Regions from separate parts of the Homo sapiens genome. Here region 2 is linked to region 1. A link is an interaction called in ENCODE POLR2A ChIA-PET data of the cell type or tissue named here. Cell type or tissue: A673. All regions are shown on one strand. Links, peaks and the distances in the headings refer to the core of each region. The heading gives the core; the rest is flanking DNA.

The links. ChIA-PET counts read pairs that join two places held together with the same protein. Peaks named below come from ENCODE experiments on the same cell type or tissue, not always from the same donor. Only the 100,000 strongest peaks of a DNase experiment are listed, where the experiment ranks them.
Region 2: POLR2A ChIA-PET joins it to region 1 with 12 read pairs; 2 of 35 experiments call an interaction of 5 or more read pairs at or near these places.

What each region holds. Positions count from the first base shown.
Region 1 is chr12:10,564,526-10,579,948 of GRCh38, forward strand. LINC02446 (long intergenic non-protein coding RNA 2446) reads left to right here. Exons shown (of 3, transcript NR_146456.1): 2 at 7,713-7,789; 3 at 10,299-11,163. LOC105376675 (a long non-coding RNA gene) reads right to left here and starts at 7,717. Exons shown (of 2, transcript XR_931358.2): 1 at 5,109-7,717; 2 at 2,465-3,522. RefSeq lists an enhancer at 7,210-7,815. In A673, for the core only: no CTCF peak of the experiment used is centred there; no DNase peak of the experiment used is centred there.
Region 2 is chr12:10,185,716-10,201,138 of GRCh38, forward strand. It overlaps TMEM52B (transmembrane protein 52B), which reads left to right. Exons shown (of 5, transcript NM_001384896.1): 4 at 705-874; 5 at 4,181-6,089. The coding sequence ends at 4,425. Among named protein-coding and RNA genes, the nearest start is that of TMEM52B, 14 kb to the left of the region's middle. RefSeq lists silencers at 10,562-10,762, 10,799-10,848. In A673, for the core only: a CTCF peak has its summit at 5,261 (motif pointing left); a DNase peak (open chromatin) is centred at 5,266.

The DNA.
Region 1 (15,423 bases), core at 3,111-11,110:
GTGCAGAACGTGCAGGTTTGTTACATAGGTATACACGTGCCATGGTGGTTTGCTGCACCCATCGACCCGTCATCTACATTAGGTATTTCTCCTAATGCTATCCCTCCCCTAGCCCCCCACCCTCTGACAGGCCCTGGTGTGTGATGTTTGCCTCCCTGTGTCCATGTATTCTCATTGTTCAACTCCCACTTATGAGTGAGAACATGTGGTGGTTGACTTTCTGTTCCTGTGTTGCTTTGCTGAGAATGATGGTTTCCAGCTTCATCCATGTCCCTGCAAAGGACGGGAACTCATCCTTTTTTATGGCTGCTTAGTATTTTATGGTGTATATGTGCCACATTTTCTTTATCCAGTCTATTATTGATGGACATTTGGGTTGGTTCCAAGTTTTTGCTATTGTGAACAGTGCTGCCATAAACATACATGTACATGTGTCTTTATAGTAGAATGATTTATAATCCTTTGGGTATATACCCAGTAATGGGATTGCTAAGTCCAATGGTATTTCTGGTTCTAGATCCTTGAGGAATCGCCACACTGTCTTCCACAATGGTTGAACTAATTTACACTCCCACCAACAGTGTAAAAGCGTTTCTATTTCTCCACAGTCTCTCCAGCATCTGTTATTTCCTGACTGTTTAATGATTGCCATTCTAAGTGGCATGAGATGGTATCTCATTGTGGTTTTGATTTGCATTTTTCTAATGACCAGTGATGATGAGCTTTTTCTCCTATGTCTGTTGGCAGCATAAATGTGTTCTTTGGGGGAGTATCTGTTCATATCCTTCACCCACTTTTTGATGGGGTTGTTTTTTTTTTCTTGTAAATTTAAGTTCCTCGTAGATTCTGGATATAGCCCTTTGTCAGATGGATAGATTGCAAAAATTTTCTCCCATTTTGTAGGTTGCCTGTTCACTCTGATAATAGTTTTTTGTTTTTTTTTTCTGTGCAGAAGCTCTTTTGTTTGGTTAGATCCCATTTGTCAATTTTGGCTTTTATTGCCAGTTTTTGGTGTTTTAGTCATGAAGTCCTTGCCCATGCCTATGTCCTGAATGGTATTGCCTAAGTTTTCTTCTAGGGTTTTTATGGTTTTAGGTCTTATGCTTAAGTCTTTAATCGATCTTGAGTTAACTTTTCTATAAGGTATAAGGAAGGTGTCCAGTTTCAGTCTTCTGCATTTGGCTGGACAGTTTTCCCAACAGCATTTGTTAAATAGGGAATCCTTTCTCCATTGCTTGTTTTTGTCAGGTTTGTCAAAGATCAGATGGTTGCAGATGTGTAGCACTGCTTATGAGGCCTCTGTTCTGTTTCATTGGTCTATATATCTGTTTTGGTACCAGTACTGTGCTGTTTTGGTTACTGCAGCCTTGTAGTATAGTTTGAAGTGAGGTAGCGTGATGCCTGTAGCTTTTTTCTTTTTGCTTAGGATTGTATTGGCTATATAGGCTCTTTTTCGGTTCCATATGAAATTCAAAGTGTTTTTTTTTTTTTTTTCTAATTCTGTAAAGAAAATCAGTGGTAGACTGATGGGGATAGCATTGAATCTATAAATTACTTTGGGCAGTATGGCCATTTTCACGATATTGATTCTTCCTATCCATGAGCATGGAATGTTTTTCCATTTGTTTGTGTCCTCTCTTATTTCCTTGAGCAGTGGTTTGTAGTTCTCCTTGAAGAGGTCCTTCAAATCCCTTGTAAGTTGTATTCCTAGGTATTTAATTTTCTTTGTAGCAACTGTGAATGGGAGTTCACTCAGGATTTGGCTGTTTGCCTATTATTGGTGTATAGGAATGCTTGTGATTTTTGCACATTGATTTTGTATCCTGAGACTTTGCTGAAGTTGCTTATCAGCTTAAGGAGATTTTGGGCTGAGATGATGGGGTTTTCTAAATATACAATCATGTCATCTGCAAAGAGAGACAATTTGACTTCCTGTCTTCCTATTTGAATACCCTTTCTTTCTTTCTCTTGCCTGATTGCTCTGGCCAGAACTTCCAATATTATGTTGAATAGGAGTGGTGAGAGAGGGCATCCTTGTCTTGTGCCAGTTTTCAAAGGGAATGCTTCCAGCTTTTGCCCATTCAGTATGATATTGGCTGTGGGTTTGTCATAAATAGCTCTTATTATTTTGAGATACGTTCCATCAATACCTAGATGCAGAAAAGGCCTTTGATAAAATTCAACACCTCTTCATGCTAAAAACTCTCAATAAAGTAAGCTCCCTTTTTAAGACATTTGGCTAAGTCATCATTTTATAACACAATATTCAACTCCCCTTTCTCTCTCCTTTCTTACTGTACATGAGCATCCTGTGTCTAGTTCTGCTTTTTCTAAACTGTTTGACTCACAATTCCCAATATTTTTATCCTTTACTTATACAGTTTTAAAAAATACTGCTGTATAAACACACATATATTTAAAAAGAGGAAATAGAATGATTTAGATATATTAAAATACAACTTACTAAAATTTTTATCAGTTTATTGAAATACATTTTTTAAATCTAATCTATTATATTCCTCCTCTTAGATTACAGCTACCAATAGTAAAACACAGCATCTTAGTATCACTGGCAGCTAGCACAGCCCTTGGACGGGTGACCTACAAGTAAACAATTCATGATTATATTGCGACACAAACATATTGGCGTGATAAATCAGATGAAAGAAATTAGCATATAAATTAAAAGTGTAATTGCAACAGTGTTTGAAACAAAACAATATTAATAACTACCAATAGTTGTAATCTAGAGAACTTTTGTCTTTTAAGTATCATTAGAAACTCATTGCCTTATAAAATATTAGTGTATTTCAATTAATTTATTATTATTAATGCTCAACTTGTCACAACTTGATCAAAATAAGCTGCTTCCTCCTGACTCCTGTGTTCTTTGTCTTATATGTTTCCTTATTTGCTGAAACAGTAGTGTCCAACAGTAGTGGCACTAGGGTTTATAAGGTAGGAGTGGGCAAAAGTACTGTCACTGCTATTTGTCCTTTTTGTAAAAATTTGAAGTGAGAGTCACAGGTGATGGAACGATTTTACAGTCACAGATTTATTTGTGTTTGATTTAAATTTATTTAAACACTCCTTACTTTTCCTATACTATGAGACTCATAAACTGCAAAGACTTTTCACAACAAGGAAATTTTAGATTGTATCCACTCATCTTCAGCTAATAAATCCTCCACACTGCAGGCAGCCTATTCTCCTAAAATGCAATCTTTACCCTTTCTCTCCTCCATTGAAAATGACTTCCCTTCGAATGTAAGATAAGCATCAAAAATTAACTCATTCTCTGGCCTCTACTTCTTCATCTTCTGTGACTCTCCCTACTCCCAGTCTCCTCCTACATTGGCTTTCTTTTAGATTTCAAATGCACCAACATAGGTATTTGGAAATAAGTGTCATTCTTGAGGATTTTTAAATCTAGTGCAAGAAAGCATTGCAGTAAACCACAACAAAACACAGTGTCTTCTTAGTATCACTGGCAGCTCGCACAGCACTTGGAACACGGGTGTCCTGCAAGTAAACGATTCATGATTATATTGCAGCAAGAACATATTGGCATGATAAATCAGATGAAAGAAATTAACATATAAATCAAAAGTATTATTGCAACAGTGTTTGAAACAAAACAAATATTAATTATCTAGATCAAAACAAAATTACAGAAGCATAAAATTATTGAGGATGGCAACAGCATAATGTGGAACAGTGCCCAATAAAAGCCAGCAAAAAAGATGAATGTAAGAAAATCTTTTTTTTTTTTTTTAAACGGAGTCTCGCTCTGTCGCCCAGGCTGGACTGCAGTGGCACGATCAAGGCTCACTGCAAGCTCCGCCTCCCAGGTTCACGCCATTCTCCTGCCTCAGCCTTCTGAGTACAGTAGCTGGGACTACAGGCGCCCGCCACTGCGCCTGGCTAATTTTTTGTCCTTTTTTTAGTAGAGACGGGGTTTCACCGTGGTCTCGAGCTCCTGACCTCGTGATCCGCCCGCCTCGGCCTCCCAAAGTGTTGGGATTACAGGCGTGAGCCACCGCGCCCGGCATCAAAACATGCTATGCACGTGCTGCAGTCTCTGCCTCAAGTTGCTTAATGGGTGTGTCTGTGTGCATGCAAACACACACACATTTACACATACAAATAATGACTTTCTACATTGAGAATAAAAGGTTAATGTTCAGAATTTTAACATTTAATAAATCACTAGAGTGGATTGATAGGACTCACATTTGTCCTAAACCCACCTTCCTAAGGTCACTCACAACAAATTATAGCATGTGTTTTTATTTTCTTTGATTTTTTTTTTACAACTGCTATAACTACAAGAGCAAGGATAATTATAAATCAGACTTTTATATGCCAGGCATGTCCTGAAAGCCTTTCCAAGCCATAAAAGACAAGATAGTTTCCTTCAGTTCTTCCGCTGGCATGGCTATCTGTTGATGGAGGAAGCAAGGCTCAGCATTAAATATTCACTTGGATTACTGAGAAGGATAGTCAAAAAAGAACTAAAAGAGAATTAGAAGAATGGTGAGAAGGGCCTAAACATTACCGTGTAATGCATTATACACAATTGCCTGACATTCATGTTATTTCCTTAAATAACAAGAGAGTCTTACATTGCAAACATACATTGACTCTATTAGAAATAAAACAAAACAATCTCTCCTGCATTTTCTGCACTGTAATTAATTCACAGATCCAGGAAGAGATGACGAAGTATTGCTCTGAGCTCTTGGGCTCAGCCTCAGAAGTCATTAGGGATGTTATTTCAAAGAGATTACGTCTTCTTTGCTATTAAAAGGCTTATAAATAAGTCTTTTATTATTTATATACAAGTTTATAAATAAAAGGCTTGTAAACTTGTGTATATCAAATGCAGAAAGAAATATTTTGATTTACAATAAAGAAAAATAGTCTAGGAGTAGGTAAAGTCCATGACTGCTACCTTGGGAAGAAATGAGTTACATTTCCTTGGAGGTATTCAACCAGAAAGTCAAGCACTTGGCAGGGAAGTTGTAAAAAGAAATTCACAAACTCATTGAATTGTTGGATATAAGATCCTACTCAAAATTTAAGATTATGTGAGAATAGGTGTTTACCATAAGTATATTGACTGCCAGTAGTTCTGGATCGTATTTTTTCTTTTGTCATGAGATTTCACCTCTGTGTAAATATTCTCCTCAGTCATTTCTGGAGAGTAGAGAAACATAACGAGATAAAATATGGGGAAAGAAGAACTTTCTCCATAATCATTCAAGATGTAAACCAAAAATAAAATTCTAAGTCCCCCAACCATCTGAATAGACTCCGCCTCTCAGCCAAGAGCATTTCAAAGTCAACCTGAAAAACTAGTTGAGGCCATGATGGGAAGGAGGAGACAGACATGCCTAATTATACCCTCCTACCTTTTGGAATTACTGATGGAACAGACCCTTTCAGTCCCCTAAGAAACATTTACAGCCTATTCTCTCTGAGGCCTGCTACCTGGAGACTTCATCTGCATAATGAAACGTTGGTCTCTACAACCTCTTATCATAACCCAAGCATTTCTTTTTATTCACTCCAGGTCTTTAGAAAATAACTCTTTCAACCAATTGCCAATGAGAAAATCTCTGAATCAGCCTATGACCTGCAAGCCCCTGCTTCCAGTTGTCCCACCTTTCTGGACCAAACTAATGTACATCTTTCATGTATTGATTGATGTCTTATGTCTCCCTGAAATGTATAAAACCAAGTTGTAGCCCAACGACCTTGGGCACATGTTCTCAGGTTCTCCTGAGGGCTGTGTCGTGGACCATCAGTCACTCAAATTTTGCTCAAAATAAATATCTTCAAATATTTTACAGAGTTTGACTCTTTGTCAACAAAGAAAACAATCATTATAATTCATACATCTCATACATATTGGAAGTAGTTGCTAATAAAAATTATAATTGAGTAGGTTTTCTTCATTTACAAGAATTTCTTTACAGGCCTTCCTGAGTGAAGTGTATACTGGAGTTCCATCTGTGGTCTTCCATAGGGTTGAGGATGCTGTTGCATCAGTGATGGGTGGAAAAAGAGTTGATTGGAAAGAGACAAAACTGTAAGATGTTATCATTTCAAAGAGGCTCTCCTCCTACTATGATCAGAAGAAAATTAAAATAACAGGTCAGAATACATAAAAGCAGAGCTGTCAGCAAAAGGGCAAGCTGAGAAGCTGCAGTTTTGGCTTCCTGAGAGATTTAAGACCCTGTTAATTTTTAAACCACAAATCATAAGGGTTTCTTGTTTTGTTTGGTCTTGTTTTGTTTGTGTTTCATCTTAAACCACCTTGTTTTGTAGTATGGAACCATTTGTATACTGTAATGCCAAATTGTAAGAACATAATTTATAGCTACAGCAATAATAAATACAGAATTATTCTGATTTATTCATTCTGGTTATCCTACAAGTCCATTTCTACTTGTCAGATAATCTGCATCTGCATGGACTTCTAATTCAGTGTGAGAGCTCTTTTTTGTGTGTGATAAGGAGCCCATTGAAATCTATAAGTCACGGGTAGGTAGATCTTATAAATTTGGACATGTGTAATAAAAAGTCTAGAGGTCAAGAGACTGAGGGCTGTCGGCAGCTCAACAGCATCATCAATGCCATTCGCTGTCTAAATCCTTCTAATCTTCTGCGTTTGGACATGTGGACAACCTTGTGGCCACACATAGCTGCCATAGCCCCAGATCAGTATTCATGGCAATGAAGGGGTGGCCTGCCCCTCCACACCTGTGGGCATTTCTCGTCGGGTGGGACAAGAGACTTGAGAAAAGAAGAGACACAGAGACAAAGTATAGATAAAGAAAAGTGGGCCCAGGGGACTGGCGCTCAGCATAGGGAGGACCAGCGCCGGCACCGGTCTCTGAGTTCCCTCAGTATTTATTGGTCATTATCTCTACCATCTCGGAGAGAGGGATGTGGCAGGACAATCGGGTAATAGTGGGGAGAGGGTAAGCAGGAAAACCTGTGAACAAATGTCTCTGTATCATAAACAAGGTTAAGAAAAAGGTGCTGTGCTTTGATGTGCACATACATAAACATCTCAGTGCATTAAAGAGCAGTATTGCTGCCAGCATGTCTCAACTCCAGCCTTAAGGTAGTTTTCTCCTATCTCAGTAGATGGAATATACAATCAGGTTTTACACCGAGACATTCCATTGCCCAGGGACAAGCAGGAGACAGATGCCTTCCTCCTATCTCAACTGCAAAGAGGCCTTCCTCTTTTTCTAATCCTCCTCAGCACAGACCATTTATGGGTGTCGGGCTGGGGGATGGTCAGGTCTTTCCCTTCCCACGAGGCCATATTTCAGACTATCACATGGGGAGAAACTTTGGACAATACCTGGCTTTCCTAGGCAGAGGTCCCTGCGGCCTTCCACAGTGTTTTGTGTCCCTGGGTACTTGAGATTAGGGAGTGGTGATGACTTTTAACAAGCATGCTGCCTTCAAGCATCTGTTTAACAAAGCACATCCTGCATAGCCCTAAATCCATTAAACCTTGAGTCGACACAGCACATATTTCTGCGAGCACAGAGTTGGGGGTAGGGTTACAGATTAACAGCATCTCAAGGCAGAAGAATTTTTCTTAGTACAGAACAAAATGGAGTCTCTTATGTCTACTTCTTTCTACATAGACACAGTAACAGTCTGATCTCTCTTTCTTTTCCCCACAGGCAAGAAGAGAATAGAGGCAAAGCAAGCCACTCCAGAAGTCCTCTAGCCAGCTTTGTCTTTAGTTTGATGGCCAGAGGTGGGCCATATGGACACTCTGTAGCTGCAAGGGTGCTGGGAAAGCGAGTAACTTCTGAGAATGGCAGGAGATTTGGAATGATTCATGGATTGGCCAACAGTCTCTGCTACTTGAGGCTAATGGTTACACAAGATTTAACCTTTAACCAGACATCAACAAATTTTTGAGGGCCTATTATTCATACTCCAAAATAAATACGAAAGTCAGGGATCCAAGAAGGCTCTTTCAATTCCCAGAAAGGGGATAATATATATGCTATATTCCATAGTACATAGTGGATAAAGAAAAACAATATACTATATTTTTTGTGGTATTTTGATCCTCTGCTCGTTTACCTGCAGCAATTATCAGTAAAAAAAAAATAAAAATAAAAATATAAAAATACTTTTAAGAAAAGGAACTTGAGCAAATGCCTTTGAGGAAATAAAAACAGTAGAGTTAGAAAAAGTTCACCTGAGGTGTGTGTCAGGGTTAATGGTGATTCCAAAGAGTACCATAGGCAGTAACGACTTTAAATGAAAAAGGAAAGAGGGGTGAGTTTCTGGAATCTACACCAAAGAAGAAAAGAAGAATAGTTTGGCCCTGAGCAGAAATATTTGGATATTTTCAAATTGTTATACAGTATTCATTCTTACATCTATTATTGAAACTTTTTTTTTTTTTTTTTTTTTTTTTTGCCTACTCCAGCTAAACACTGTGCTGGTTATCCCCATCCATAACTCCTCCCAAAGGGCCCAATAGCCTGCCTTCCAGCAGAGCTAATAATCCATGGTTTAAGTTATGCATTCGGACTGTAAGAAATCTGAATAAAACGTCATTCTCCCTTTTATCCAACTGGCAAAATGCATACTCTTCCTCTAAACTCAATTGAATGGAGTTCTTTGAGAAGACTTCCTGATAACATGCTGTGAGTTCTTTGAACACCTTAATTATGGTCCAATGACTTATGTCTTGACATTGCATTTCAATTATCTGTCTGTATTTCTGTTCTCTGAAGTTTGAGCTTCCTGAGGGAAAGATCTGTAATTTATTTATCTTTATAATTTCAGTTCTAAGTATAATACCTTACACATAGAAAGAGTTGAATAAACAACTGTTGGACAAATGAGTAAAGGAACAAATAAATGTTCTGTTAAGGGAAACAATTATAAACAAAGGAGTCTAAAAAAAGGAGCAATTAATTCTGTATCAAGGCATCTAAAAAGACCAATTTGATTTACTTGAATGGCTTTGTTTCTAAACTAAAATACAAAGTTTATGTTTTGAAAGTTTTCAACTTATAAAGAAAAAAGTCATATAATAGTTTGTCTGTATAACTCCAGATAATAAAAAATCCCTGTCTAGATTACTATAGTTTATAAGCTAAGAATAAAGGCTAACTAAAATGGGTCATACAAAATGTTCAACAAAAAATATTACTATTTCTAAAGAAAGGGAAACATAAACTTACATCTTCTCTACTTTCTTAATCTGTGTAATTCACTTTATTCAGTTCCAAAAGAAAGAAGTCTTGGAAGACCCAGAATTATTCCATTATCAGAACAGAAATTCTTTCACTCAATTACCTGCTTTTTTTTTTTTGAGACAGAGTCTTGCTCTGTTGCTCAGGCTGGAGTGCAGTGGCATGATCTTGGCTCACTGCAACCTCTGCCTTCCAAGTTCAAGCGATTCTCCTGCCTCAGCTTCCTGAGTAGCTAGGATTACAGGCTTATGCCACCATGCCTGGCTAATTTTTGTATTTTTAGTAGAGATAGGGTTCACCACGTGTTGTCCAGGCTGGTCTCGAACTTCTGACCGGGTGATCCAGCTGCCTGGGCCTCCCAAAGTCCTGGGATTACAGGTGTGAGCCATCAATTAACTGCTTTTAACTCACTTCAACTTGGCAATAATCTAATCTAGGGAATTCACTCCCCTTTCCTAATGTTTTCATGTTCTGAATTCACTCTCTCTGAATTTCAAATATCAATCACCATCAGATAGAATTAAAGGTATCAACAAAATCTTTAGAAACAATAGCTGATGACACCTTTGTCCTTTACCTGAAAGCTCCACAAACAATTTGGTCAGAAATAGAATTGAGAGTCGCTCACTTTCCGTGATAAATGCTGAACAGGAAGAAAATATCCAATGTCCAGAACAACTGCAAATGTTGTCAGCAGCACAATAGGAGATCCTGACATTTCAGTGGCATTCTGACAGTTTCTATTCTGGTCAGAATTCTCATAGATGTTTACAGTGACACTTTTCACTTAGGGAAGAGAGCTAAAAACAAGTACATATGAAATAAATATATTTAACTGGTAAATGGAGAGAAAAAAATAATGCCACAGATAACTAGACAAGGAAGGATGGAAAAAACAGAGAAGAAAAAAGGGAAAATAGGAAAAAGGGAGTGAAATGAGAAATAATCCAGTCAAAACTGTAAATGAATTAGATAAGAATCTCTGTAATCACTTTATATGTGGTTTCCATATTGAGATCTTGTCTTTCCTTGATGTTTGTATGACAGAGGAAATCCAAGCCAAAAGCTCCTTTTGGAGACAAGAATATTCTGACAGCACCTCCTACGATGTGACAGAGTCAAAGAAGAAAATATACAAGAGAACTCTGCTATAGAAAATTACAAATTCAAACCATGGGAAAATGGGGAATAGAAAAATTATCTCTTTAGACAGAGAAAAGATTATAAATACTGAAAATTGTCATTTCTATAAATGTCATTGCTCTTCTGTTTTACATTGTGTAAATATTTGGAAGAAAATGGCACAATTTTCTTTCAAAAAAAGGGAAACATTCAAAATATTTAAATTATATATATTATATATGTAACATGATCAGCAAGTCTGGAAACATAACGAAGTTTTATAGTATTGATTTATTCCTATCACTCTGAGATATGGTGACATTACATGATATGTTCAACGTGTTGTTCCTCATTAGCAATGTGTTATGCATAATGGGGACCAACATGGGACATTAATACAACATTTCTATCAGTGCCTGCACATGCTTCTGTGATACGTTGCCTCCAATGATTTTTGTCTCTAATTTTCAGAATATAAACCTGCTCCATTAGCATTTTCTGGAAGAAGCAATCAAATGGGTTAATCTGTGAAAGTAAATGTTATCTATATTTCCCAACATTATGGCCATCCTGTATTAACGTATATTATGTATATTCTGAACTGCTCCATAATTGGAATAGTCATTCCTTATCAATAATTTACTTGATATCATGGATATGTGTCTTTTAGTTAATGATCCCTTTGCCAACTAGCCTAGTTTATAGGCAGTGACTATATCATACTCATTTTGAATTCCCAATACTTACCACAGCTTCCTATACATGGTAGTTGTTTAATAAATAATTCTTGAATAAAAATAAACTTTAAATATTTCCTTATTATTTAGCTTTCGAGTACATCTTGGATATTTGACACTTAAGCACATACCACCCAGATCCTTATTTCCTCTGATGGTTTTATCATAATAATTGCTCTGAGAGATTTTTCCAGTGAAGTCTTAGAGTTACCACATCTCTGCTTATGCTTTCCACCACTGAAAGATAGCTTTCTCCAGATTCTTCTTCTTTTTTTAAATGCTCACTTCTCTTCTAAGATATCTGGACCGAATGGGTTTCATTTTGTATTGCTTTCACGACAAAAGCCAAACTACTAAGTGAGGAAATAAACTGTTCAAAGTTTATACAAATTGTGAACGAGTGTATGAAAAAAATATTTTTCAGTGGAATTCAAATGACAAACATTTACTTAATGTAATCCAAAGTGACATAATAAAAGACAAAGAGTTTCATACAGCAGGAGAATGGGCAGTTAATTCTGGCTGGGATGAAACGTGAGAAACTAATTGTACAAGCATATGCCACTTCAGCTGATTCTTGATAGAAAAATTTTAGCTGTAGAAATGGGCGGGATAAAGCATATCAGGTCAAATGAAACACAGCTGGAACACATAATAGGTGAAACAAGCAGCATCTAGCATAGAGAATTCGAAGCACACAACAATCACTTCTAAAACAGAATTATCTTAGGGAATTTCGGTAAAAAAACTGGATTCTACTTTGAGATTTTGACAAAGATAGGCAGATAAAATCAAAGAAAAAAAAAAACGGAAAACAACCCTATTGCACATTATTGATTCCCAATATTCTTCTCTTTGCATCATGAGTCAGAATCTACCATTAAGGATAAACTCAGTTTCAGGCTCAACCTTTTTTCTTTTATTCAGTTTAATTTGTATCTGCATTTGGTCTTATGACTGCTGTAACAAACTGAAAGACCTCTTTTATGTAACTGCCATAATAACTTGCATGAACGCATGGCACCTGCCATTTTCAAATGCCTATGATAACATACATATCTGCCTTTGTACCTAGGAAAATATCCATTATTCTCTGTCTAGAAAGATAATGGAAGATATCATAAAAAAGTCTCAGATGGATTTGAATATTCCCAACATCATGGCAGAAAAATATGATGTGAAATTTAATATGATTTTAATGTCCAAATAAGGAAAATCCCAATTTGTATACATTAGGTAAATTATAAGAAATTTTATTTTCCAAGTAGAAGAAAGATTATGGCAAAAATTCTAAACAAATTAACAGAATGTAAAAGACAGGCCACAGATTGGGAGACAATATTTGCAAAACAAACCATATTTTTAATCGGCAAAAGATTACCTATTGAGGAATATTTTGGTTTTCTCTGGATTTTTTTCTCTTATAAAGCTAGTATAAACAGGTATAGAGAGACACCTCACAGATAGCAAATAAGCATATGAAAAGACATTAAACATCATATACCATTGCAAATTAAAAGAATGAGATACCACTACAAACCCATTAGCATGGTAAAAACTTAAAATACTGACAACCCAAATGCTGGAAAGGATGTAGAGCAACAGCTCCATTCTCATTCGTGACTGGTGGGAATGCAAAATAGTACAACCTCTGAAAGATAGTTTGGCAGGTGCTAAAAGAAAAATAAACATACAATATGAGCCAGCAATCATACTCTTCGGTATTTATTTAAATGAGGTGATAGTTTAAATCCACAAAAAACCTGCACATGAATGTTTATAGAAGCTTTATTCATAATTGCCAAAACTTGGAAGCAACCAACAGTCCTTCTCCAGGTGTGATCACCTGTCGTGGTACTTCCTGACAATGAAATATTATTCAGTAAAAAAACAAATGAGGTATCAAGTTATAGAGTCATGGAGGAAACTTAAATGCATGCTGCTAAGTAAAATAAGCCAATCTGAAAATTCTGTATAAGATATGATTCCAACTATATGACATTCTGTAAAAGGCAAAACTATGGAGATGGTTAAAAAAAAAAATCAGTGTTTGCCAGGGCCTCAGAGAGAGGAAGGAGGAGAGGAATAGATGAAGCATAGGAGATTTTTAGGGCAATGAACCTATTCTTTACAGCACTGTAATGGTAGATATATGTCATGCATTTGTCAAAACCCATAGAATGTAAAATACAAAGAGTGAAACTAATATAAACCATGAACTTTACTTAGTAATAACATATCAATATTAGCTCATCAATTATAACAAATACACCACACTAATGCTAGATATTAATAGGAGAAACTGGGAGGAGGGTGAGTGAGTATATGGAAACTCTCTGTACTTTCCACTCAATTTTTCTGTAAAACTAAAACTGCTCAAAATTGTAATCTATTTAAAAAAAAATTCTAATGACATCACTATATACATATCAGGAGGGATAAAATTTAAAAATAACGACAACACCAAATGATGGCCAGTATGCAAAGAAAATGAATCACTCATGGGTATACAAAATGTTACAGCCTCTTTGGAAAACAGTTTGGAAGTGTTTTATAAATCTAAACACGAACTACCATAGGACTCAGTAATTGCATTCTTGGGCATTTATCTCAGATAAATTAAACATGTTATGTTCACACAAAAATGTCTATTCCTGTTCATAGCAGCTTTATTTGCAATAGCAAAAAAACAAAACAAAACAAAAAACCCTGAAAACAACAAAATATTCCTCAATAGGTAAATGTAATCAAACTGTGATACATCCATACCTACTTGGCAATAAAAGGAACAAATTATTGATACCTACAAAAACTTGTATAGATTTTCAGGAAATTACGTTGAGGTCACAGACCGTATGATTTCATTTACTTAACAGTCTTGAAATGATAAAATTATAGAAACAGAGAAGGAGTCAGGAACAAGGAATGGAGAAAAGGAAGCAGGTGTGGCTCTAAAAGGGCAATAATAGGGAGCCTTGTGATAGAATCTCTCTGCATTTGTATCAATGTCAATAACTAAGTTGTGATATTATACCATGATTTTACAAGATGTTACCATTAGAGGTGCTTTGGTTTGAATGCTCCTTCCAAAACTCAGTGTTGGAATTTAATAGCCACTGTGACATTATTGGGAGGTAAGACCTTGAAGAGTTGATTAAAGTCATGAGGACCTCAATCTTAAGAATAGATTAATTCCCTCATGAGAGTGAGATCGTTATCTCAGGAGTGGTTCTGTTGTAAAAAAAGCTCTCTCTCTCTCTCTCTCTCTCTCTCTCTCTCGCTGTCTCTCCATGTAATGCCTTCACCATGGGATGACCCTTGCCAGATGCCAGTGCCATGCTCTTGGACTTCCTTGGTTTATAGATGCATAACTACAATATTTTCCTCTGTCTTCACCCGGCATTCCCCTCTGTGTCTCTGTGTCTTTTCCTATCTCTTAAAAGAACATCCATCATTAGATTAAGGACCCCTTAAGGCCCACCATAATCTAGCATGATCTCATGATCTTTACCTTAATTACATATGCAAATACCCTTTTCCCAAATAAGGTCATAAATAAGGTCATGTTCACATTCTTCAGGGTGAGAACTGGAGCCTACCTTTTGGGGGACACAGTTTAACATGCTATACTACTGAATTAGAAACTCTGGAAGTGAGACTCATCAGGCTGTGTTTTCCAGGTGAATCCGATCTTGATTCATGATAAATGTTTGAGGATATGGATAAGCTAATTACCCTGATTCCTGATTTGATCATTACACAGTGTATACATGTATTGAAACATCACACTGTACCCCATAAATATGTACAATTATTATGTGTCAATAAAAAATAAAATAAAACAAAAAAAAACCTATACAATAGTGTGAAATGCTGTTGGGATGCTGGCCTGTGGCCAAAGCTGGTTCTGGTAGTGTAACCAGGCAAGCCAGTGAAGAGTTCAAGGGTATGTACTGGTCAATATCAGTGGATCTTACTACTAGTTTCCAGTTTCTCAAAATTAGAAACTCTGGAAGTGAGACTCATCAGGCTGTGTTTTCCAGGTGAATCTGATGCTTGGAATAATAGAATGCTAATGCATGGTGGGCTTAATACCTAGGTCATGGGTAGATAGGTGCAGTAAACCACCATGGCACATGTTTACCTATGTAACAAACCTGCACATCCTGCACATGAATCCCAGAACTTAGAAAATAAAAATAATAGAATGTCAGGACTAAATCCTCATCTATCAATAATAACCCTGAATGTAAATGTATTAAGTTCTCCAATTAAAAGATATAGAGTGCTAAATTGATTTTTTAAAGAATGAC
Region 2 (15,423 bases), core at 3,710-11,709, 380 kb before region 1:
TGAGCAAAATAAAGAAACCCCCATCTCTATTAAAAATACAAAAAAAGTTGGGCGCGGTGGCTCACACCTGTAATCCTAGCACTTTGGGAGGCCGAGACAGTGGATTATCTGAGGTCAGGAGTTCAAGACCAGCCTGACCAACCTGGAGAAACTCCGTCTCTACTAAAAATACAAAATTAGCTGGGCGTGGTGGCACATGCCTGTAATCCCAGCTACTCAGGTGGTTGAGGCAGGAGAATCGATTGAACCCAGGAGGCAGAGGTTGCGGTGAGCTGAAATTGTGCCACTGCACTTCAGCCTGGGCAACAAGAGCAAAACTCTGTCTAAAAAAAAAAAAATTAGTCGAGTGTGGTGGCATGTGCCTATAGTACTGGCTACTCAGGAGGCTGAGATCGTGCCACTTCACTCCAGCCTGGGCAACAGAGCAAGACTCTGTCTCAGAAAAGAAAAAAGAAGCAGCCCCCCAAACTACCTTAAATGTCTTACTATTTGTTCTAATGAATTGACTTACTGCAGCTGACAAAATAAGGAGGTGTATCTATAAAGCAAAAGCCTTGAAATTAAAATTATAAATTAAAATATTTATAATTATTCTATAAAATGTTTAGACAAGAATCAAAACACAGACATTAAAGACTGGTTACAGCAGAGCTGGGAAAAAAGCCAGATCCCAGAGCTCCCACTCGCCCCGTGGGCTTTTGCAGGTTGCTAGTGGTAATTGGCGCGCTGCTTCTCCTGTGTGGCCTGACGTCCCTGTGCTTCCGCTGCTGCTGTCTGAGCCGCCAGCAAAATGGGGAAGATGGGGGCCCACCACCCTGTGAAGTGACCGTCATTGCTTTCGATCACGACAGCACTCTCCAGAGCACTATCACATGTGAGTACACTGAACTTTTAACCTGGGAGGAGGACCCAATTTAAGGGAATAATGAAAAGGGTGCAAAGGTGTAGAACCACTGATCGAGTAATATTAAAGATTCCAGGACTCACAATAATTTCCATTCCCAGAAGCCTGATGGTGCAGTGACCTGGGCTGTCACTGAAGCTGTGTTCTCAAGGGTCTGTCTGGCTCATGATAAAGAAAGAAGTGAAATATTGGAGGCTATTGGAAATATTGAATAGGAAGAATTAGCCAGTTTATAAATAGTTACTTTGCTAAAAACTATTTTGAACTCCAAACGGATGCCTTTTTCAAAACGTCTTGGATTTTGTGAAATCTACTTTTTCTATTATCTATACTATTTTATATTTTTAAAGAAATTAATGACATGTACTTTCAGTTCTTTATTCTTCAAGGCTTGATACACTAAATTTTAGCCTTAACATTTTCTCAATGATTATAAGACACTTTCCCTTTTCTTCTGTGGTTCTATTCTTTCCATGACGGTTTTTTTTTTTTTTTTTTTTTGAGATGGAGTCTTGTTCTGTCGCCCAGACTGGAGTGCAGTGGTGCAATCTCAGGCTCACTGCAACCTCCGCCTTCCGGGTTCAAGTAGTTCTCTCCCTTAGACTCCAGAGTAGCTGAGATTACAGGCACCTGCACCATGCCTGGCTAATTTTTGTATTTTTAGTAGACACGAGGTTTCACCATCTTGGCCAGGCTGGTCTCAAACTCCTGACCTTGTGATCCACCTGCCTCCGCCTCACAAAGGGCTGGGATTACAGGCGTGAGCCACCATGCCTGGCCAAAATGGTTACTTTCTTTTTTTGACACGGAGTCTCCCTCTGTTGCCCAGGCTGGAGTGCAGTGGTGGGAATCTCAGCTCACTGCAACCTCCGCCTCCTGGGTTGAAGAGATTCTCATGCCTCAGCCTCCTGAGTAGCTGGGATTACAAGCAGCCACCACCACACCAGGCTATATTTTTTTAAATTTTTATTTATTTATTTGTTTATTTTTATTATTGGTAGAGACAATTTACCATGTTGGCCAGGCTGGTCTCAAACTCCTGACCTCATGATTCACCTGCCTCTGTCTCCCAAAATGCTGAGATTACAAGCATAAGCCACTGTGCCTGGACTATGCTCTTTCCTAAAATTGAGGAGCAAGTACCAGTCAGAACACCAGCTGGCAAAATGTGGATATTTATTTTGAAAAGAGAGTGATGGCTGGGCGCAGTGGCTCATGCCTGTAATCCCAGAACTTTGGGAGGCTGAGGCAGGTGGCTTACTTGAAGTCAGGAGTTCGAGACCAAGCTGGTCAACATGGTGAAACCTCGTCTCTACTAAAAATACAAAAACTAGCCAGGCATGGTGGCACACACCTGCAATCCCAGCTACTTGGGAAGCTGAGGCGTGACACTCGCTTGAACCCGGGAGGCAAAGGTTGAAGTGAGCCGAGATCGTGCCACTGCACTCCAGCCTGGGTGAGCGACAGAGAAAGACCCTGTCTCAAAACAACAACAACAACAAAATAGAATGATATGATGTGTTGCTGTTCACCTTTCCTACCTCCCCTTTCTCACTGTCATCTTAGGAAAAAAGGATAACCAAGGCTGGGCACGGTGGCTCAGTCCAAGGCGGGCAGATCATCTGAGCTCAGGAGTTTGAGACCACCCTGGGCAACATGGTGAAACCCCGTCCCTATTAACGTACAAAATTTAGCTGGGCGTGGTGGCACGGGCTTGTAGTCCCAGCTACTCGGGAGGCTGAGGCACGAGAATCATTTGAGCCCAGGAGGCGGAGGTTTCAGTGAGCCGAGATGGCGCCACTTCACTCCAGCTTGGGCTACAGAGTGAGACACCATCAAAAAATAAAAAAGGAAAGAAAGAAAGAGAGAGAGGGAAGGAAGGAAGGAAGGAAGGAAGGAAGGAAGGAAGGAAGGAAGGAAAAGAAGAAAAAGAAAAAGAAAAAGAAAAAGAAAAAGAAAAAAGATAACTGGGCATGGTGGCTCATGCTTGTAATCCCAGAACTTTGGGAGGCCGAGGCAGGTGGATTATTTGAGGTCAGGAGATTGAGACCAGACTGGCCAACATGGTGAAACCCCACCTCTACTAAAAATACAAAAATTAGCCAGGCACTTTTGTTGGCCAGGCACGGTGGCTCACACCTGTAATCCCAGCACTTTGGGAGGCCGAAGCGGGTGGATCACAAGGTCAGGAGATCGAGACCATCCTGGCTAACGCAGTGAAACCCCATCTCTACTGAAAATACAAAAATTAGCTCGGCGTGGTGGCGGGCGCCTGTAGTCCCAGCTACTCAGGAGGCTGAGGCAGGAGAATGGCGAGAACCCGGGAGGCGGAGCTTGCAGTGAGCCGAGATCGCGCCACTGCACTCCAGCCTGGGCGACAGAGCGAGACTCCGTCTCAAAAAAAAAAAAAAAAAAAAAAAAAAAAAAAAAAATTAGCCAGGCACGTTGGCACATGCCTGTAATCCCAGCTACTCGGGAGGACGAGGCAGGAGAGAATTGTTTGAACCTGGGAGGTGGAGGTTGCAGCGACCCGAGATTGTGCCACTGCACTCCAACCTGGGTGACAGAGTGAGACACTGTCTAAAAAAAAAAAAAAAAAGAAAAGAGATGAGGTAAAAATAAATAATCCTAAGGAGTCTATAGTATCGGGGGCTGGGGGAAAGGGATCTAAGTCTGAAAGGGGAAAGGGCAGGGTTGAGTTGCAGGATGCAGAAACATTCTTGGCTGGGTGTGGTGGTTCACTCCTGTAATCCCAGCACTTTGGGAGGCCAAGGCGGGTGGATCACCTGAGGTCAGGAGTTCAAGACCAGCCTGGCCAACATAGTGAAACCCTGTCTCTACTAAAAATACAAAAATTACCTGGGCATGGTGGCGGGCGCCTGTAATCCCAGCTACTTGGGAGGCTGAGGCAGGAGAATCACTTGAATCCAGGAGGCGGAGGTTGCAATGAGCCAAGATCCACCATTGCACTCCAGCCTGGGCAACAAGAGCAAAACTCCGTCTCAAAAAAAAAAAAAAAAAAAGAGAGAGAGAGAGATACAGAAACATTCTTTAGATTATTTGAGGTTACCAGAGAAAACAGGTCCTTCTAGCAGAGCAGGAAGCTGGGTTGTAAACATGCTTCAAAGGATATTCATAAAATTTGGGGCAAGGAGTGACAATGAGTTTGGATACTTGTAAAAAATGAAGCGACAGTTAAGTGTGAAGTAAGTCTCTGCTGTCTGAGGGTGTCCTGTTTCCCTTAGTTTCTTAGCTCTGTTCCTTCTTTCTTCACAGCTCTGCAGTCGGTGTTTGGCCCTGCAGCTCGGAGGATCCTGGCTGTGGCTCACTCCCACAGCTCCCTGGGCCAGCTGCCCTCCTCTTTGGACACCCTCCCAGGGTATGAAGAAGCTCTTCACATGAGTCGCTTCACAGTAGCCATGTGCGGGCAGAAAGCACCTGATCTACCCCCAGTACCTGAAGAAAAGCAGCTGCCTCCAACAGAGAAGGAGTCGACTCGAATAGTTGACTCTTGGAACTGATGAGAGCTGTCATTTTATAAATAGGAGTGGAGTGATGTCCAGAGTCTGTGGGAAAATGGAACACATACTTTTCTAACCCTCAGAAGTTTTAAGATGGCATCTAACACCATCATTCTATGGGAAAGATGGTTCTTACTCTTCGTTCACAGGCCTTTATATCTTCCGATACAGAATGCTCTAATTGGGAACTCTAATTTTGTATCCAATGGCCAAAATCTGCAAGTAATCTCTAGCCACACTGATTACTACTAAACCAGGAAAGCATCAAGGTGTCTTGAATTCCTTTAACTATTGAGTGCATATAGAATTCCTGTACCCACATGATACTGCAAGTTGTGTCTCTCTCTGTCAGCGAATCCACTGCGGTTAACTGGAAAAGAAAGACAACAGTGTCAGCACAGCCATCGACATTAATGCACTGAATGCATGCATCTTTCCTCCTGAGACAGCAATCGATTTTACACCGAATGACAATGATCATCTTAGACAGCACAACATACCCACTCGGATATCTAAAAGCTAGGGATGGCATTGCTGATATGGGCAAAGAGAACACAGTATAGTATTTAAGTGCCAAATATCAGTCTTTCTTTCTCTCTGGTCCTACCCCTCAGCAGTATGAAAAACTCCATACTGTGCAGTCACAGTTGGATTAATTCTTCAGTTCCTCCGCACTGCAAACACATATATGTGCGCACATGCATGTATACCTGCACCCTGTTTTAACTCTAAAGGAATAGTGTTGCTTTACTTCTTTCCTGTTTTGCCTGGACCACTTAAAGCCACAACACCTCTATAGTGACACACGCTAGTCTCTAGTGGTGGCCCTCACTGCCACCTAGAGGAGCCATGGTGGAAAACACACTCTCTCCTTTGAGCCTATCTGCACATCTCTCGAGTTCTTGGAGCAAAAACTAAATGCTGAACTAAGCCTGGTTGAGATGCTTCCCATGGACCATGCCGCAGCACAGTGCTAATCTATCCACAAAACATACCACCTCCCAAAGTATTATTATTGGAAAATCGAGGAAGTGACGCACATTTAGGGAAAAACTACTCACCTTAGAAAAGTCACTGAAATCCTTTTTTTTTTTTTTGAGATGGAGTTTTGCTCTTGTAGCCCAGGCTGGGATGCAATGGCATGGTCTCAGCTCACTGTAACCTCCACCTCCCGGATTCAAGCAATTCTTCTGCCTCAGCTTCCCGACTAGCTGGGATTACAGCTGCCTGCCACCGTGCCCAGCTAATTTTTGTATTTTTAGTGGAGAGGGGGTTTCACCATGTTGGCCAGTCTGGTCTAGAACTCCTGACGTCAGGTGATCCGCCCACCTTGGCCTCCCAAAGTGCTGGAATTAGAGGCCTGACCCCCTGCTCCTGGCCTGAAATCTTTAAAGCCGTTTTTTCCCTAAAAAATGGGAAATAATAACACCTCAGAAGGTTTTTGTGAAGATCAAAGAAGCTAAATATATGTGGCATGATTTGTAAAGTGTTATGCATATGTATGTTATTCTTCCTACTGTCTTCTAACCTTCCCTTGCCTGCTATGACTTATCTGAGAGCCATGTTCCCATTTATCTTTTTGCCAACTATGTTACTGTTGTCACACCTGAAATGGCTTTGTTTTTATCAATAAATACTTGTTGATTGCGGTAAACAGCAACAGATATAAGTGATTCCTCGTAATATGTTCTGGGTAGAGGTAAGGAATATTTGAGAAAACTAATTGTTTATTAGGCAATTAATTAACTCCAGAACTCAAGGAGGCAACACAGAGCCAAGAATTGGCTGATTATGCAGCTCCTTGTTAACTACATTCTTGGAATGCTCACTCAGCCCGGAGGGAAAAATGTTCTGAGTATAACCTGCTGGGGATCTGAAATTATCCTGAGTCATTTAACAAATTGGCTCTGGGAATTATTGAAATGCATGAATTGCTAATAGCGCCTGAAGGGACCTTGTTTTACTGCTGCCAAATGAGTCATTTAGTCATCAAAGACACATTCCAAAAGACATTCTAGGCTCTTCTATTAAGGCACCAGGACATCACAGACTTGGCAAAGGTAAAATGTTCATTGGCATTAGAATATCTTGGGGGAAATCTTGCCTATAATGTCTTATCCTAAAGGATAAGACATAATGTCTATTCCTAAAGGAATCTCTCTTCCCCACATCCACTCCCTAGCCCCTACCACCTTATTTGAAATATAGAATCACTTCCAACCATGACATGCTACTACCCTGTCCCCTGTGTCCATCCCATAGTGTGCCTTTTCCTCATCTGCTTCACATGTGCTGCTCCTCAGTCACATGGAGTCTCTCACTCCCGTAACTCCCCCATTTGGTCACTAGTTATTTGTACCCCTTTGGCCTCAATTCTTTCTATACTGAATCTAATACATCTGTTAATCACCTCCATCACCATCATTATTGTTCTCAATTTTTTAAAATCCTTTTTAACTTTCTTCACATCTACTCTTTAAACACTGGCTCGGCTGGGCACAGTGGCTCACGCCTGTAATCCCAGCACTTTGGGAGGCCGAGGTGGGTGGATCACTTGAAGTCAGGAATTCCAGACCATCCTGGCCAACATGGTGTAACCCCGTCTCTACTAAAAATACAAAAATTAGCCGGGCGTGGTGGTGCGGGCCTGTAGTCCCAGCTACTCGGGAGGCTGAGGCAGGAGAATCGCTTGAACCTGGGAGGTGGAGGTTGCAGTGAGCTGAGATCATGCCACTGCACTCTAGCCTGGGCAATAAGAGCAAAACTCTATCTCAAAAAAAATAATAAATAAATAAATAAATACATACATAAATAAATAATTTGAGTTGTGCTTGCATTACAATCATTTAACAGGTTTTATGTGTGTTCAGCAAGTATGATTTAAGAAATTACGTACCAACTGGGCACGGCGGCTCATGCCTGCAATCCCAGCACTTTGGGAGGCCGAAGAGGGCGGATCACAAGGTCAGGAGTTCGAGACCAGCCCGACCAACATGGTGAAACCCCGTCTCTACTAAAAATACAAAAATTAGCTGGGCGTGGTGGCACGTGCCTGTAATCCCAGCTACTCAGGAGACAGAGGCAGAAGAATCGCTTGAACCAGGGAGGCGGAGGTTGCAGTGAGCCGAAATCGCACCATTGCACTCCAGCCTGGGCAACAGAGCAAGACTTTGTCTCCAAAAACAAAAAAAAAAGAAAGAAAGAAAAGAAATTTTGTACCAAGAATAGTGTAGAGCATGCAAAACAAACAGGGCCTCTGCCTCTGGGTCTTCACAGAGTTTATATCTTCACAGAGTTAAATTTTTAGGAATATTAAGAAAAACCAAGATAAAATAGTAGCAGATTTATAAATACAAAGAGCTAAACAAAGACTGAAAGGGGACAACAGATAGGAGAGGGTAGAGGATACTTGGGAGAAGCAAAGTAAAAGAAAAGCATTTTCAAAGATAAGAAAAGCCTTGGTAAATCTGGGAAACTTAAGAAAAAAAAAAGAAAAAGAAAAAGAGTAGAGGCTGGGTGCGGTGGCTCACGCCTATAATCCCAGCACTTTGGGAGGCCAAGGAGGGTGGATTATTTGAGGTCAGGCATTCAAGACCAGCCTGGCCAATATGGTGAAACCCCATATCTACTAAAAATACAAAAATTAGTGGGGTGTGGTGGCACACGGCTATAGTCCCAGCTACTCTGGAGGCTGAGCCAGGAGAATTGCTTGAACCCAGGAGGCAGAGGTTGCAGTGAGCTGAGATAGTGCCACTGCACTCCAGCCTGGGCAACAAAGCAAGACTCTGTCAAAAAGAAAAAAAAAAGAGAGAGAGAGAGTAGAGTAGCTGATTACAGGGAGCGAGGGAGACAGCTACAGGAAACAAAGTTCAAGAGGAAGGAGAGAGACCTTGCGGACCAGAAGTCTGGACTATATTTTACATGTATTGAGAAGCGGTGGAAGGATTTTTTTTTTTTTTTTTTTTTTGCAGAGTTGCCCTCCTGTTGCCCAGGCTGGAGTGCAGTGGCGCGATCTCGGCTCAATGCAACCTCCGCCTCCTGGGTTCAAGTGGTTCACCTGCCTCAGCCTCCCAAGTAGCTGGAGCTACAGGCATGAGCCACCACACCCAGCTAATTTTTGTATTTTTAGTAGAGACGGGGTTTTACTATGTTGGCCAGACTGATCTCCAGCTCCTGACCTCAGGTGATTCATCTGTCTCAACCTCCCAAACTGCTGGGATTACAGGCATGAGCCACTGCGTCTGGCCTGTGGAAGGATTTTAAATAAGTCACTTGATGCAATTTGAATTTTAAGACAATGACTCTCAATGCTACAGGAGAATGGAGTGGAGTGGGAAAGTCAGAAGGTCAGAAGTCAAAGATCAGAAGATCAGGGAAAGTCTTCAGAGGTACTGAAGAATAGTGGATAAGAGATGATTGTGGATAGGATGGGTGTGGTGGGAATAAAGGGAGAGAGAGAGATAAATGTAGGAATTTGAGAGATATATTGGAGATAGGATCATCAGGACTTGCAGCTGAATTGGAGAGGAAAATGTATTAAGGAAAGGAAAGGAAGTGAAGAATGACTTCTAGATCATTTACCTGAGCTGATGCATGGAAAGTACAGCTATTTATTAGTATGGAGAAGACTGGAGGAAGACCAGATTCAGGAGAAAATTTAAACAGTGATTTCTAAAAGTGAGGAATAAGGCATTCGCTGGTGAAATATGTACCAAGTTAATCTAAGCTAAGTCCTACTGCACCAAACAGTAAAAAAAAAGCTCAAACTTGCTAATGGAATAAGTCAAAGTTTTCCTTGGAATTGAATGAGGAAAGCCTCAATTCATGAAAAAGAAAAAGAAATTTTACATTAGTCATTTAGCTTTGTAATGTTTTTAAGATAATTCACTGGAGACTGCATGGAAACTGTTGGTTACGCCTCTCTGAGACTCTGGGGTTTAGACAGGAGGATATAAGTTTGGAAGCTATCAAGTTAAAATGTATATTCATATATATGGACATGAATGAGATCATCTCTCCCCATCCTCACCCTCTTGATCTTTTTCCCTCTCACTCCTTTAATTTTTCACTTTCTACCAGTTTCTTCCCTTTAGCATATAGTAGTTTAGTATGACTTGTATACCGTAAAGGGAGAGCAGCGCATGAAGTTGAAGTGGCACACTGCTCAGCCTCGCACCAGGCAATTCGGCAACTGAACTTGAAGACAATGAGGTGTGACTTAACATTTTATTTGCAGGAAAGCTCCATTATGTGATCAATTTTTAAGAAACATACCCTGATGAAAGTTTGAGGTCTTAGCTGAAATGTGAGGAAGGCAGATCTTAATCCTGACTAGGAGCATATTGTAAAGCTGGAAACCATCATTCTCAGTAAACTATCGCAAGGACAAAAAACCAAACACTGCATGTTCTCACTCATAGGTGGGAATTGAACAATGAGAACACATGGACACAGGAAGGGGAACATCACATGCTGGGGACTGTTGTGGGGTGGGGGGAGGGGGGAGAGATAGCATTAGGAGATATACCTAATGCTAAATGACGAGTTAATGGGTGCAGCACACCAACATGGCACATGTATACATATGTAACAAACCTGAATGTTGTGTATGTGTACCCTAAAATTTAAAGTATAATAATAATAAAATAATAAAATAAAAAATAAAATCCTAGTTAAAAATGGGGAGCTTGCAGGGCGCAGTGGCTCACGCCTGTTATCCCAGCACTTTGGGATGCCGAGGCGGGTGGATCACCTGAGGTCAGGAGTTCGAGACCAGCCTGGCCAACATAGTGAAACCCTGTCTTTACTAAATATACAAAAATTAGCTGGGCATTGTGGCACACGCCTGTAATCCCAGATACTCGGGAGGCTGAGGCAGGAGAATCACTTGAACCCAGGAGATAGGGGTTGATGTGAGCCAAGCTCATACCACTGCACTCCAGCCTGGGTGGCAGAGCAAGACTCTGTCTCAAAAAAAAAAAAAAAATGATGATGATGAGCATGAAAAGGAACATTGAGGTGGTGGTAAAATGATGTTCTTTTTTTTTTTTTCCAACAGAATTCTAAGCTGTGCTCAATTGAAAAAAAAAAAAAGTAACAGTGGTTAAAAACATGATTTTTAACACAATTGTTCTCTAGGTCTCTCCTATAATTTTAAGCAGAGGAAATTCACTGGCCCCTCTTTCTCAGCTCAAATAACATAAATATGCACAAACCCTCCGAGCAGGGCAGCTCCAATCTGCGGTCTTTTCAACTTACTGTCAAGGGTGATTACACTGGACAGAAAACCACATCCTCTATCGCCTTTTTTATTTTGAGACAGAGTCTCGCTCTGTCGCCCAGGCTGAAGTGCAGTGGCATGATCTCCTCTCAGTGCAGCCTCCGCCTACTGGGTTCAAGCGATTCTCCTGCCTCAACCTCCCGAGTAGCTGGGACTACAGGCGTGCACCACCACGCCCTGCTAATTGTGTGTGTGTGTGTGCGTGTGTGTGTGTTTTCAGTAGAGATGGGTTTTGTCATGTTGGCCAGGCTGGTCTCAAACTCCTGGCCTCAAGCAATCCACCCACCTCAGCCTTCCAAAGTGCTGGGATGACAGGCATGAGCCACCGTGCCCGGCCCTCCTATCATTTTTTGCTTGTGAGGACTAAGCTCTGATTTTTAAATCTTACCCTAATTCCTATCTAAGGAGTCTAGGGAGTCATGCCCTACTAACCATAAATTCTCATCAGATGGATTTTATTTAACCCTGTATATCATGACTTACTTTCCCATCTGACTCTGGCATAACATGTGACAAAGAAGAAAGTCAAAATATTTTACCCCAAAACATGTTTCTTTGCCACATTTTGAAATGGCCCTGCAAAGCTGTCCTTTGTGGGGGAAAATTTGCATCCGTAAAGAATCTCAGCCAGCTGCAGTGGCTCATGCTTGTAATCCCAGCACTTTGGGAGGCTGAGGCGGGCAGATCAACTAAGGTCAGGAGTTCAAGACCAGCCTGGCCAACATGGTGAAACCCCTGTCTCTACTAAAAATATAAAAATTAGCCCAGAGTGGTGGCATGCACCTGTAATCAATCCCAGCTTATAGTGGGAGGCTGAGGCAGGAGAATTGCTTGAACCTGGGAGGCCGAGGTTGCAGTGTACCGAGATTGTGCCATTGCACTCCAGCTTGGGCAAAAAGAGCGAAACTGTCTCAATAATAATAATAATAATAATAATCTCTATTAACATAGCTAGATCTTTTCTTCCAGGCCCTCCCAATCCTAAAGAGATTAACTAAGAGTCTAGCACCTTTTAAATATCTGAATAGAAAATCATTGTCATCTATTGTCTCTAAGGACAGCCACTATAAGACTTCAAAAGAACCTTGGTCTCTACAATCTTTTATTTTAACATGAACATTTCCTTTCTATGGATCCCAGGTCTTTAGACAAACTCAACAAATTGTCAACCAGAAAATGTTTAAATTTGGAAGCCCCCCCGCCACACCCCACCGGCTTTGAGTTGTCCCACCTTTCTGGACCAAACCAATATATTACTTAAATGTGTTTGGTTGACATCTCATGCCTACCTAAAATGTATAAAACCAAGCTGCACCCCGACCACCTTGGGCACATGTCCTCAGGACTTCCTGGGGGCTGTGTCATGGGCCATAGTCACTCATATTTGGCTCAGAATAAATCTTTTCAAGTATTTTACAGAGTTTGACTCTTTTTGTCGACTCTTGCTAAAACCAAAACTATTGGAGTCAGGGCTGCGTCCAGTGTGTTGTCAATTTCTGAAAGAAGATGTTGACACATGCATAGCAGTAGGAAGTGACCCTGACAGCATAAAGCTCCTAATCTGTGCGGGAAAACTGAAAGATGAACCTCTACTAAATTTACACAAGGGCAAACTCTCCTTCAGTGGGGAGGCTGGGTCTGACACATTCTGTGGCTGTGATGACCTAGTTGTCGGTGGTTTACAGGCAAATACGACAGTATAGAGTGCTTTGCAGTAGCCCGTTTTCCCTCCAGGTCTAGCTCAGGAACTGCAGCATCAGTTCTAATTGAGTTGGCCTTGTAGGTATGGCTATAAGATCTTTATTTATTTTTTAATTTTTTAATTTAATTTATTTATTTATTTATTTTTTGAGATAGAGTTTCGCTCTCGTTGCCCAGGCTGGAGTGCAATGGCACGATCTCAGCTCACCACAACCTCTGCCTCCCAGGTTCAAGCGATTCTCCTGCCTCAGCCTCCCTAGTAGTTGGGATTACAGGCATGCACCACCATGCCCAGCTAATTTTGTATTTTTAGTAGAGACGGGGTTTCTCCATGTTGGACAGGCTGGTCTCAAACTTCCCACCTCAGGTAATCCGCCCGCCTCGGCCTCCCAAAGTGCTGGGATTACAGGCGTGAGCCACTGTGCCCGGCCCGGCTATAAGAACTTTATCAGAGGGACTGATTAGTTAATCTGTTAAGCGTTTACTTGCATATGAGAGTATGGAAATAAAGCAGAAACAGGAATTGTTTAACAAATTTAAGTGGCAGGAGATTAAAATGGCAAAGTCTGGGGAAGGTATGCTTTGTTTTCTTTTCCTTGGGTAAAGTAGCTTGGCTGGAAGGTAACAAAGAAGTCAGTGTGGGACATCTGCCGTTGAGCAAGCCAACTGGGAAAATGATTTCAGTGATTTATGGATTGTCTAAGATACATGGAGAGTTCAACTGTGGAAAATATGTGACATGCTATCACTGAGTAGTGGTGGCCAGTGTCTTCCATTGGCATCTCCACCTTGGTTAACCCAGAATTGTGCTATTTCCCACCCCAGGGTGCCTCACAACTTTGGGAGTCTGGGAAGGGTACTATGAAAGTAAGCAGTGTAGGACCGGGCCCGGTGGCTCACGCCTGTAATCCCAGCACTTTGGGAGGCCGAGGCGGGCGGATCACGAGGTCAGGAGATCGAGACCATCTTGGCCAAGATGGTGAAACCCCATCTCTACTAAACATACAAAAATTAGCCAGGCCTGGTGGCATGCGCCTGTAGTCCCAGCTACTCGGGAGGCTGAGGCAGGAGAATCGCTTGAACCCGGGAGGCGGAGGTTGCAATGAGCCAAGATCACATTACTGCACTCCAGCCTGGGCAACAGAGTGAGACCCCGTCTCAAAAAAAAAAAGTAAGCAGTGTTGAAATCTAAAGGATAATTGAATTTTAAACATTAATTACATGGTGTAATGGCATTTTCTGTTTATAAAAAAAGATAGAAAAAAATGAGAATGTGAATCATGGAGACTGGTAACAATTCCAGGAGTGATGTGATAGGAATTAATCTGGAAGACAGGTTCACTTCTTTTTTTTTTTCTTAAGACAGAGTCTTGCTCTGTCACCCAGGCTGGAGTGCAGTGGCCCAATCTTGGCTCACTGCAAGCTCCATCTCCCAGGTTCACGCCATTCTCCTGCCTCAGCCTCCCGAGTAGCTGGGACTACAGGCGTCTGCCACCATGCCTGGCTAATTTTTTGTATTTTTAGTAGAGACAGGGTTTCACCGTGTTAGCCAGGATGGTCTCGATCTCCCGACCTTGTGATCCACCCGCCTCAGCCACCCAAAGTGCTGGGATTACAGGCGTGAGCCACTGCGGCCGGCCTGGTTGGCTTCTTTTTATGGAAGGCATTAAATGTGAGCTTCAGCAGTTTGGACTTTATCCTGCAGTCAATGAAAGCCATCGCAAGTTCTTGAAGAGGAAAAGGGGATAATGTAACTTTTAAGATGCTTTGGTTGTCACTAAAAGATGAATAAGAGAAGTAAAATACAGGAGACAGGGTGACCATTATGGCTACAGAGCTACCGCAGAGGCAATGTCTCTTTAATTTCTATGATAAAATCTTACTTATGGACAAAAGTTATGAAATAAGGCAGACTCAGTTAACGCCTCTTCTCTCTCAGCCTCCCAGTACCAAACCTTAAATTGTTTATGTTGCCTTTTGGTTCTTGCTATTCCTGTTTGATAAATGATGTCAGTGCTACAAGTATCTAGACTTTTCTTTAATCCCACTTTGTATATCAAACTTGCCTATACAGTATCTCTCTTGTGTGCTCTTCTCTTACACTGTAGTTAGGACCTGCTCTCCCCTCCAATATTAATACTAATTACCATAAGTGGTAAGGTTGAATACTATCCTCTCTCTCCCAAAGAGTTGTAACTTCAAACTCAGTAAATACCAAAGTTGATAAATGCAAATCCAATTCAATGAGAACAAAAGTTAATTAAGAGGACGGGTACGGTGGTTCACATCTGTAATCCTAGCACTTTGGGAGGCCAAGGCAGGCAGATCACTTGAGGTCAGGAGTTCAAGACCAGCCTGGCCAACATGGTGAAACCCCTGTCTCTACTAAAAATACAAAATTAGCCAGGCGTGGTGGCACTCGCCTGTAATCTCAGCTACTTGGGAGGCTGAGGCAGGAGAAGCACTTGAATCCGGGAGGTGGAAGTTGCAATGAGCTGAGATTGCACCACTGCACTCCAGCCTGGGCAAAAAGAGCAAAACTCTATCTCAAAAAAAAAAAAAAAAAAAGAAGAAGAAGAAGGTTCATTAAGGGTCAAATAATTTGGCTGGGCACAGTGGCTCATGCCTGTAATCCCAACACTTTGGGAGGCTGAGGCAGGCGGATCACCTGAGGTCAGGAGTTGGAGACCAGCCTGACCAACACGGTAAAACCCCATCTCTACTAAAAATACAAAAATTAGCTGGGTGTGGTGATGCGTGCTTGTAGTCCCAGCTACTTGAGAGGCTGAGGCAGGAGAATCATTTGAACCTGGGAGGCAGATTGAAGTAAGCCAAGATAGTGCCACTGCACTCCAGCCTGGAGGACAGAGTGAAACTACGTCTCAAAAAAAAAAAAAAAAGAGTCAAATAATTGGTTAGTAATCACAGCCATTTGAATGCCAACTGTGCACCTAATGCATTATGTCACTTAATTCTCCAAACTCCCATTTTTTAGCTTTGGATGGTGAGTTGTCAGG